Linked DNA regions of Homo sapiens: region 1 is linked to region 2. A link is an interaction called in ENCODE POLR2A ChIA-PET data of the cell type or tissue named here. Cell type or tissue: OCI-LY7. All regions are shown on one strand. Each heading gives the region's core, and the rest is flanking DNA. Links, peaks and the distances in the headings are about the cores only.

Region 1 (5,419 bases), core at 327-5,326, 100 kb before region 2:
CATGGGACTGGGGACAAGCCCGCGGCGCCGCGGGAACGCACCACGCGGCTGGGTGAGTGTCTGGGATGAGGTCCGAGGAAGACAGTGGCCAGTAGTGGGGCGGGGTGGGCAGCTAAAAAGTGTCTGGCAGGGGAATTGCTTCGAGTCAACAAAGGGGTCCGTATTACACTTGCAAAGGAGACTGAACCCTGTCTAGAGCCCTCCGCGTCCACTCCTAGTTTTAGGCACTCCCTTCTAGACACCCCCGAAGTTAGGCCAACAGTAATCGATCGCGCCACTAAGTGCTCCTAGCATGTATCCATTGGTTTTGTAAATATTTATGGGATACCCACTACGAGCTTTGCGCTATGCTCGGAATTCTATCGAATGTTTGGGTACAGAAGTAAACAACACAGGCACGTCTAACTTAAGGACCTTACAGTCAAGCCCAGCAGAGAGGCAATTAAGTAGACTCTTAGAATAATATATTTCCATGATAAAGTATCGTTTCCCTGGTAACAATAGCATTGGTCTTGAGAAGCTTCTCCGATTGCAGCAGGACCTTTAAGCTGAGAACTGAAAAACGAATGGGAAGTGTTATGAGCAGAAAACACATTGTTTAGCAGCCAAAGAGCGAGAGAGATGAATTGAAAGACGTCTGATGTTTTCTCACTAGGGAGGGAGTGTTGACCTCTGAGGTGCTTCATCCGTTTCTCAGATCTCATCTAAAGCAATATTTGACACAATTGAATAGTGGCCTTCTGGCCACAGTATCCTTACTTGGGTTCTAAGACATCAACACTCCTGTTTTACTGCCACCTCACTTCTCAGTATCCTTGGCTGACTCTTATTGCAACCTCTTCTCCTCAGTCCTCTGACCTCTTCAAATATTCTCTGGTGCTGGCAAGTTTCATGGTTTAAATACCATCCTTGAGTGACTACTCCTAACTTTATAGTCTAGCCCTGATCTCTTCCATGAAATCCAGATTCTTATATTCAACTGCCTATTTGGCATCTCCAATTTGAAATCTAACAGACAGCTCAAATTTAACATGTACAAAACAGAAATCCTGACCTTCCCTCCAAACCTGCTTCTCTCACCATTGCCTTCCCTGTCTCAGTTAGTAGCATATTCTTTCATTTGCTCGAGATAAACTTTAGACTCCTCTCTCTCCCTGCCCCCACCATCTCCTCTCTCTGTCTCTCCCTCCCCACATCTGATCTGTAAGGAAATTCTGATGACTTTGCCTTCAAAGTGTATCCAAAATGAGACCACTTTTCACCGCTTTGGAACACCATCCTGTCGTAGCCACCACAGTCTCTCACCTGGATTATCACAGTAGCCTCCTCGTTAGTATCTCATATTCTCCGTTTTTTCTTTTTTTCTTTTTTTTTTGAGACAGAGTCTCTCTCTCTCTCTGTCACCCAGGATAGAGTGCGGTGGCACAATCATAGCTAACTGCAGCCTCAATCTCCTGGGCTCCAGTCGTCTTTCCACCTCAGCCTCCCACGTAGCTGGGACCACAGGTGTGTGCCACCATGTCCAACTAATTCTTTTTTTTTTTTTTTGAGCCTGTCGCCCAGGCTGTAGTGCAGTGGCGCAATCTTGGCTCACTGCAACCTCTGCCACCTAGGTCCAAGCAATTCTTCTGCCTCAGCCTTCTGAGTAGCTGAGATTACAGGCGTGAGCCATCACATCCAGTTAATTTTTGTATTTTCAGTAGAGATGGGGTTTCACCATGTTGGCCAGACTGGTCTTGAACTCCTGACTTCAGGTCATCGTCCACCTCTGCCTCCCAAAATGCTGGGATTACAGGCGTGAGCCACCGCACCTGGCCGCTAATTATTTAATTATTTGTAGAGATGAGGTCTCACAGTGGTGCCCAGTTTGGTCTCAAACTCCTGGGCTCAAACGACCCTCCCTGCCTTGGCCTCCCAAAGTGCTGGGATTACAGGTGTGAGCTACTGCACCCTGCCGTGTCTCATACTCTCTACAAAGTACTCACAGGTGGGGGATTACAATGGTCTACAATGCACTATATGATCTGCCTCCTTTGCCAGTCTGACCTCTTCTACTGCTTTCCTCTTTGCCCATTCCACTCCACCTATTTAGGCTTCATTGTGCCTTAAACGTGGGAAATTAGGGGGTTTGGCCTGGTTGTTCCTTCTCTCTGGGATAGTTTGTTCTCATACACTTGTAGGGTTACTTTCTCAGAGAGGCCTATCCACTCCATTTAAGATTGCAGCACTCTACTCCATCTCCATACTCCCAGCATTTCTGCCCTATCTTTTTTTCATAGTACTTATCTTTTTTTTTTTTTTGAGACAGAGTCTCGCTCCGTCACCCAGGCTGAGTGCAATACCACGATCTCGGCTCACTGCAACCTCCACCTCCCGGGTTCAAGCGATTCTCCTGCCTCAGCCTCCCAAGTAGCTGGGATTACAGGCGCCCGCCACCACACCCAGCTAATTTTTTTTTTTTTTGTATTTTTAGTAGAGTTGGGGATTTCGCTATGTTGGCCAGCCTGGTCTCAAACTCCTGACCTCAGGTGATCCACCCGCCTCGGCCTCCCGAAGTGCTGGGATTACAGGCATGAGCCACTGCACCCAGCCCATAGTACTTATCTTTTAACCCAATATATTTATATGTTTATTTATGTCTGTCTCTTCCATTTAGACAGGATTGGGTGCGTTCAGGGTGGTATGGTCGTAGACTATCTCCTCCAATTAGAATGTAAGCTGTATAGAACAAAGTCTTTTGGTTTCGGTTGTTCGTGGATATATTGCCAGCACCCCGAACAGTGCCTCACATATAGTAGGTGCTTGGTGTTTGCTGAATGACTGGGTTAATCGGTAATGAATGATGGTCAGGTAGGTGGGAGCCAAGCCTACAAAAGATTTTAAAACCATCCTAACAGCAGTGGGAAGAATGGGAAGCTACTGGAGAATTTTAAGGACAGGGCTGATCAAATCAAATATGTGTTTCTGGAAGGTGACCGTCTGCAGAGTGGAAAATGAGTTGGAGGGAAGCAAGGTCAGAAACATAGAGACCAGTGGGCGACTGTTGAATAAATCCAGGCAAGAGATGATGCTGATCTAGGCTTAGATGGGGCTGTGAAGCATGTGAGAGACAGTCTATGAGGTAAAATTGAATATGATTTAGTAATTGATTGGGTGTTGAGGGTGAGGGCAGGGGATGAGGCAAGAGTACCTCCCAGGCTTAGCATTGGGTGGACGATGGTGCCGTTTACTGAGCTGTGGATGGTTAGCAGTGTAGACCTAGGAGGGAAAGAAAATTAGTTTAGTTGATAACGGGTGAGATTTGAGGTGCCTGTGAGTCATCCAAGAGCAGCTTACAGGAGACACCTGGAGTTAGGGTCTGGCACTAAGGAGAACCACCTACAAAGTACAAATTTGGGGGACCGTTGGAACGTGGAGACAAAATGTCTGTTCCCCCTTATTTAGTGTTTATCACACACTGCCTTTGTTGTTAATGACCTATTGATACGTAGCATTATAGCTCCCCACTTGGATTATTAGACCCCTTTCCAGATGCCCAGACATGTAGCCTTCCAAAAACAGAAGTTATTTAAATGGACTAACTTCATTTTTTTTTTTTTTTTTAAGACGGAGTCTCGCTCTGTCGCCCAGGCTGGAGTGCAGTGGCACGATCTTGGCTCACTGCAAGCTCCGCCTCCCGGGTTCACACCATTCTCCTGCCTCAGCCTCCCGAGTAGCTGGGACTACAGGCGCCCGCCACCACACCCGGCTAATTTTTTGTATTTTTAGTAGAGACGGGGTTTCACCGTGTTAGCCAGGATGGTCTCGGTCTCCTGACCTCGTGATCCGCCCGCCTTGGCCTCTCTAAGTGCTGGGATTACAGGCGTGAGCCACCGCGCCCGGCCTATTTATTTTTATTTATTTATTTATTTATTTTTTTGAGACAGAGTTTTGCTGTTGTTGCCCAGGCTGGAGTGCAGTGGCGCGATCTCGGCTCACCTCACCTCAACCTCCACCTCCCGGGTTCAAGCGATTCTCATGCCTCAGCCTTCCCAAGTAGCTGGGATTATAGGCATGCGCCACCAAGCCCGGCTAATTTTGTATTTTTAGTAGAGACGGGGCTTCTCCCTGTTAGTCAGGCTGGTCTCGAACTCCCAATCTCATGATCCACCCGCCTTGGTCTCCCAAAATGGTGGGATTACAGGCGTGAGCCACCACGCCCAGCCAACTTCATGTATTTAAATGGACTGGTGGATTGAAATCTGAACTCTACTGCCTGAATTTAAAGGCCCTCCAGTCTGGCTTCACCTTTCCCACGTACCTAGCATTATTTCTTGCTATTGCCTAGGAGACTCTTATATCCAAGCCTTATTTTCTCTGCGTCTGGAACACACTCCTTCTGCTCCCAAACTGCCCATCCAGCTCCTAACTGTCCTCACCACTCATCCTTTAAGTGCATATGTTGTCTCTACTACTCATTGTGGCATATAATCAAACCCGAATATGTGTAGAATAGTGGTGAAGAATGCAGTCTAGACCCAGACTACCTGTCTTGGGCAAATTACCCAACTTCTCAGTGCTTCAATGTCCTCATTTGAAACTGGGTATAGTAATAGTATCCACTTCTTGGGTTTATTCTTATTTATTTATTTATTTGCCATTGTTCCATAAGAAGGTTTATTTTATTTTTTTTAATTTTATATATATTTTTTGAGACGGAGTCTCGCTTTGTCACCAGGCTGGAGTGCAGTGGCGTGACCTTGGCTCACTGCAACCTCCACCTCCTGGGTTCAAGTGATTCTCCTGCCTCAGCCTTCCAAATAGCTGGGACTACAGGCGCCCACCACCACGCCCAGCTAATTTTTGTATTTTTAGTAGAGATGGGGTTTCACCATGTTGACCAGGGTGGTTTCGATCTCTTGACCTCGTGATCTGCCCGCCTCGGCCTCCCAAAGTGCTGGGATTACAGGCGTGAGCCACCGTGCCCGGCCACTTCTTGGGTTTATAAGGATTAAACAGTTAACATGGGTATAGTGTTTAGAAGTTCCTTCTACAGGCCGGGAACAGTGGCTCACGCCCTGTAATCCCAGCATTTTGGGAGGCCAAGGCGGGCGGATCACGAGGTCAAGAGATCGAGACCATTCTGGTCAACATGGTGAAACCCCAACTCTACTAAAAATACAAAAAATTAGCCGGGCTGGTGGCTTATGCCTGTAGTCCCAGCTGCTTGGGAGGCTGAGGCAGGAGAATGGCATGAACCCGGGAGGCGGAGCTTGCAGTGAGCTGAGATCCAGCCACTGCACTCCAGTGTGGGTGACAGAGCAAGACTCCATTTCAAAAAAAAAAAAAAAAGTTCCTTCTACATAACTGAGTATGGTATGTTAACTATTATTTATGGCCATTGCTTTTCTTATTGTTTCCTGTATATACATTTTGTTTC
Region 2 (5,419 bases), core at 161-5,160:
GCCATCTCCCACACGCAAGGGCACAGGAGGGGCTTGGGCCCTCAACACCACCAAGGGGTCAGATCACCCACCCGGATCTGTATGGGAGAAATTTCCATTTTGCTAAGCCACTCTTGTTGGAGTCTGTGTTACAGCAGCCTAACCTCCCCTAGTTCCTATCCCAGCCCATTCTTTGGTGCCAAGATGCTGATGGGTAAAGGCGTGAAAAAGGGGCCTTGTCCTCATCCATGTCTCCAGCCCTTCACCTCCATCAGGTCAGCTTCCCAAGTGTCTGAGTGCCTTCCAGGTGGTTAAGACACCACTAGGCCGGGCGCGGTGGCTCATGCCTGTAATCCCAGCACTTTGGGAGGCCGAGACGGGCAGATCACGAGGTCAGGGGATCGAGACCATCCTGGCTAACACGGTGAAACCCCATCTCTACTAAAAATACAAAAAAATTAGGCAGGCTTGGTGGCAGGCGCCTATAGTCCCAGCTACTCGGTAGGCTGAGGCAGGAGAATGGCGTGAACGCGGGAGGCAGAGCTTGCAGCGAGCCGAGATCGCGCCACTGCACTCCAGCCTGAGTGAGAGAGCGAGGCTCCATCTCAAAAAAAAAAAAAAAAAAGACACCCGACTCCACCCCCACCTAATGCCAAATGAGGTTGGAGGTGAATGTCTCTCTCACCATACCCAATTTATTCCTCCCTCGAACTGACCATTTCTCAATTGCGTATCTCCTTCCCTGCTCAGGAAACCACTGTACTCAGGCCAACCCAACCCATGGGGAAGGTGGTAAGGAGGGCAGAAAGTGTGTGGGCTTAACACCAGAGCCCAAATCTCCTCCTCACTGCTCACCAGCTGTGTAACCCTGGACAGATCTCTTAGCCTCTCTAAGCCTCAGTTTTTTTTGTTTGTTTGTTTGTTTGTTTTTGAGACAAGAGTTTTGCTCTTGTTGTCCAGGCTGGAGGGCAATGGCTCAATCTCAGCTCACGGCAACCTCCGCCTCCTGGGTTCAAGCAATTCTCCTGCCTCAGCCTCCCAAGTAGCTGGGATTACAGGCTCCTGCCACCACACCCGGCTAATTTTGTACTTTTAGTAGAGACGGGGTTTTTCCACGTTGGTCAGGCTGGTCTCAAACTCCCGACCTCAGGTGATCCGCCCACCTTGGCCTCCCAAAGTGCTGGGATTACAGGCGTGAGACACCACGCCCGGCCGCCCGTTATGAAATGGGGGTAAAAATTGCTTACAGGTTTGTGGAGAGAAGATTACAAACTTGTAAAGTCCCTAGCACTGTGCCTAGCATGTGGTAGGTGCTCACTAAATCGTGGCTGCTCTTACTATGATGCTAAGCATGGGAATACGGAGGACACAGCTGGAGAGGAGACCTGATGACCTCCCTGGTGGAGGGTGGCCAGGGAAGGAGTGGAAGAGAGAGCTGGGGAGAGGAAACTGTGGCCATAAAGAGGAAGAGAGAGGCAGAGCTGGAGGTGACATCAGGGGAGAGAGAGGAGTGGGTTCGGCGATGGCCATGCTGGGCGAGGTGTGGAGAGCACAGCTGTGCTATCTATCAGCTGCCTCCAGCTCAGACAATTCCTGTGCCCATCTCATTTTTGTCTGCCCATCGCCTCTGCCGGGTTGGACACCCTTACCACCACGGTCACCGTTGCCACACTGTCGGCTGCTATTTCTTGCCTCATCTTCCTTCCTGCTCATGATATGGCAGAAGGTGGCAAGGGAAGCAGCTGCCCTCCGCCAGCAGCCTCCCTGCCACTGAAGGCTGAAGCTGTCCACAGGCATGGGTAAAGAGCTCAGGCTCCAAAGACAGATGAGCTGGGTTCCGTTCCCAGCTCTAGCACTTAGGAGCGGGATGACCTCAGCAAGGGAGATGACTCAGCTAAAGCTTCAGTTTCCTTATCTGCACAGTAGGGATAACAGGGCTGTTGAGAAGAAGGAATGAGATTATGCGTGGTAAGCACCCAGCCCAGCACAATGTCTGGCACACAGCAAGTGTTCAATACACGTTCGTGTTCGCTATTTTCAAGGCCAAATAGGTTTGTGACCTGTGCAGCCACACAGGGTCCCATGCTCAGGACGGGTCCCAAACTTGGTTAATGCTCTGTCACCACCACCTTGAAACGGTTTTTTTTTTTTTTTCCTAAGAGACAGGGTCTCACTCTGTTGCCAAGACTGTAGGATTGCAGTGGCATGATCATAGCTCACTGCAGCCTCGAACTCCTGAGTTCAAGTGATTGTCTCACCTCAGCCTGCTGAGTAGCTAGGAATACAAGCAGGCACCACCAGCTATTTTATTTTTTAATTTTTTTTTTTTTTATTATTTTTTAGAGACAGGGTCTCACTATGTTGCCCAGGCTGGTCTCGAGTTCCTGGCCTGAAGAGATCCTCCCGCCTTTGCCTCCTAAAGTGTTGGGATTACAGGCATGAGCCACTGCACGCAGCCTTGAAATTCTTAATAGTTTTTGAACAAGGGCTCTGCAAACTATGTAGCTAGTCCTGGCTATTATTAACATATATTTATTGAGTCTGCTGGCTGGCAGTGGCTATAGAAGGGGACACCTGTCCAGTAGTTTGTTAAAGATGTGGGACATTAGACGGCCTTGGGAGCCTCAAAGGAGGGATTTAAATACAGTGATGTGGCACCATGCCAGGTTGCCAGCAATTAGAGACTAAGAGGGCAGTGAGACCCCCACACATACTCTCACTGGGGCCGGGCACAGTGGTTCATGCCTGTAATCCCAGCACTTTGGGAGGCCGAGATGAGCAGATCACCTGAGGTCAGGAGTTTGAGACCAGCCTGACCAACTTGGTGAAACCCCATCTGTACTGAAAATACAAAATTAGCCAGGCATGATGGTGCATGCCTGTAATCCCAGCTACTTGGGAGGCTGAGGCAAGAGAATCACTTGAACCTCGGAGGTGGAGGTTGCAGTGAGTCAAGATCACAACATTGCACTCCAGCCTGGGCGACAAGAGTGAAACTCTGTCTCAAAAAAAAAAAAAAAAAAATTCCTCTCACTGGGCACTGGGGATGGATGGGGGTGCCCTCCCTGCAGACAGCCAGGACAATGGGCAGCCTCTGGAATGCACCATGCCTCCCTATTTCAACCATTCTCCCACCAAGGGCAAAGATGTCCAATGTACCTGAGGCAAACACTCACCCATCTGCCCTGTGGGTCCAATCCTCTGTGCAACCAGGACAGAGGCCATGCACAGCTCAGGAATACAGGTGTGTCCACGGAGGCCTACATCTTCAGGATATGGAGGGACACGTGGTAAACCAGTGCTGCCCCAAAGCCCCTAGGTGCCCATGTCCATCTGGGTCTTGCCGCTCAGGTTGGAGCTGGTATGGGGGTAGCACAGAAGAAGGGGTGCTCATTATACTTGTGGTGGCCTGAGGGATTGGTCCAGCTCCAGGAGACAGAAATATCTGCTCCTTCTCTTAAATTTTAAATCCCAGGGTAGTATGTCTAGAAAGTAATATGGGGTGTTTGGGGCAGTGACTTGAACCCTCAGGAAATATGGAGCCTTCTGGTTGTTCTGTGGAGCTGGGGATACCCCTAGATACTATGATGAGGCTATGATGAGGCATGACCTCCCAGAGCTGTGCAGAGACCACCTCAGGAGGCACATCTGGTACCTGCTGTCTGTCTCCCCTACTGGACTGTGGGCTCCTGGAGGGCAAGGCCCACCCACAGTGAGGCTGACCAGATGTGCACAGACCCGGCCTCCAGGACCACTCCACTGTCTCCTCTCCATGCCCCAGGTCCTGCCTCGCCTTCCCCAGACTCACCACCACAGCCTGGCCCTCTTGTGTTCCCAGGCCTTCCTGGAGCGGCCCAGGGGAGAGTCTGAGGGTGGCCCAGCCCGGCAGGTGGAGTCCAGCCTGGAAGAGGCCCCTTTCCATCTGCCTCCGGCCACCTGTCCTGAGTACTCACTCCTTCCAGACAGCTGGAGAGCGGCCCCAGAGCCTCTGGCTCAGGGGACTGGGGGAAGGAAGGCAGCTCTAAGGGAGCTGAGCCAAGGCTGGAGGGGAGGCCCCTGGAGCGGGTGGGAACACTGAGTGTGCGTGGATGGGGGTGGGGTGCAGGAAGGCACTTGGGAGAAGTGGGAATTGGGGGTGGGGTCAAAGAGTGGAATGTGGAGCTCATTCTCCTGGGGGCACAGCTGTTTATTCTGATCTCCCTCTTCAGCTGCTGCATGTTCCTTATCTTGGGGCTCAATCCAGACTCCACCTCCTCCTCTGTTGCTGAGCTGGGGAGGCAGACTCTATGGGAGACTTCCTGCTCTGGCCACCTTAGTTCCCCGCTACATCCTGCTAAAAGGGACAAGGGGGAAAAGCAGGCCTCAAAAAGAAATGTGTGCTCCACTTCAGACCCACTCTGTGCCCATCCGTAGGTTATTGGGGCTTGAAGCTGAGTCATCTGCCCCTCACCTGACTTCACCCACCCCTAACTGCCATGACAACGGGAGCCGGTCACCCCAGAGTCACCTGGATACTTCACAACTTTACTGGTGGCCCAGGACTTGCAGGGCTGGAAGATAGTGCAGGCTTATTGGAAACGTGGGGCAGAGGCGGCTGTGACCTCACAGGGTACTTCTCTGGGCCTTCACACTGTACTCCTTCCTGCCAACTTTACTCTCGGCACCTACTGTCCCCTGTGAGATGCTATTAAAGTAAGAAGACTAATTTTCCAAATACTTATGGAAACACAACTCATGACATGTTTTTGATTTTTCATGAACATTTCAAAAAGTGAAAAAAGCACTAGAAAAACAAAACCCTTTTAGTTCTGCTCCCCCAAGAAATAACCACTGTTAACACTGTGGTATATTTCCTTCAAGTCTTTGTGTGTGTGTGTCTAAAATACAGAGTTGTAAATATATGTACAATTTTGCATCCTGATTTTTCTCTTAACGTTACCATATAATTTTCATGTTACCACATATATTTTGCAACTGACTCTTTTTTTTTTTTTTTTTTTGAGACAGAGTGCAACGGCGCGATCTCAGCTCACTGCAACCTCCGCCTCCTGGGTTCAAGCGATTCTCCTGCCCCAGCCTCCCAAGTAGCTAGGATTACAGGCACGCATCATCACACCGGTCTAATTTTTTGTATTTTTAATAGAGACGGGGTTTCACCATGTTGGTCAGGCTGGTCTCAAACTCCTGACCTCAGGTGATCCACCTGCCTTGGCCTCCCAAAGTGCTGGGATTACAGGCGTGAGTCGCTGCACCTGGCCGACTCTTTTTTAAGAGACGAGGTCTTGCCCTGTCACACAGGCTGCAATGCAGTGGTGCCATCACAGTTCACTGAAGCCTCAAACTCCTGGGCTCAAGCGATTCTTCTGCCTCAGCCTCCTGGGTAGCTAGGACTGCAGACACATGCCACCACACCTGACTACTCTTTTTTATTTCTTGTACA

What was found. Peaks named below come from ENCODE experiments on the same cell type or tissue, not always from the same donor. Only the 100,000 strongest peaks of a DNase experiment are listed, where the experiment ranks them.
Region 1: POLR2A ChIA-PET joins it to region 2 with 9 read pairs; 14 of 35 experiments call an interaction of 5 or more read pairs at or near these places.

Annotation. Positions count from the first base shown.
Region 1 is chr6:41,921,779-41,927,197 of GRCh38, forward strand. It overlaps BYSL (bystin like), which reads left to right. Exons shown (of 7, transcript NM_004053.4): 1 at 1-52. Among named protein-coding and RNA genes, the nearest start is that of BYSL, 3.0 kb to the left of the region's middle. RefSeq lists an enhancer at 3,482-3,982. In OCI-LY7, for the core only: no CTCF peak of the experiment used is centred there; no DNase peak of the experiment used is centred there; H3K4me3 peaks cover 1,923 bases; H3K27ac peaks cover 802 bases.
Region 2 is chr6:42,026,854-42,032,272 of GRCh38, forward strand. It overlaps a transcript of CCND3 not described here. Among named protein-coding and RNA genes, the nearest start is that of TAF8, 21 kb to the right of the region's middle. RefSeq lists enhancers at 1,352-1,411, 1,652-1,711, 1,698-1,992, 1,738-2,032, 1,772-1,821 and 2 more. In OCI-LY7, for the core only: no CTCF peak of the experiment used is centred there; DNase peaks (open chromatin) are centred at 4,301 and 4,548; H3K4me3 peaks cover 634 bases; H3K27ac peaks cover 5,000 bases.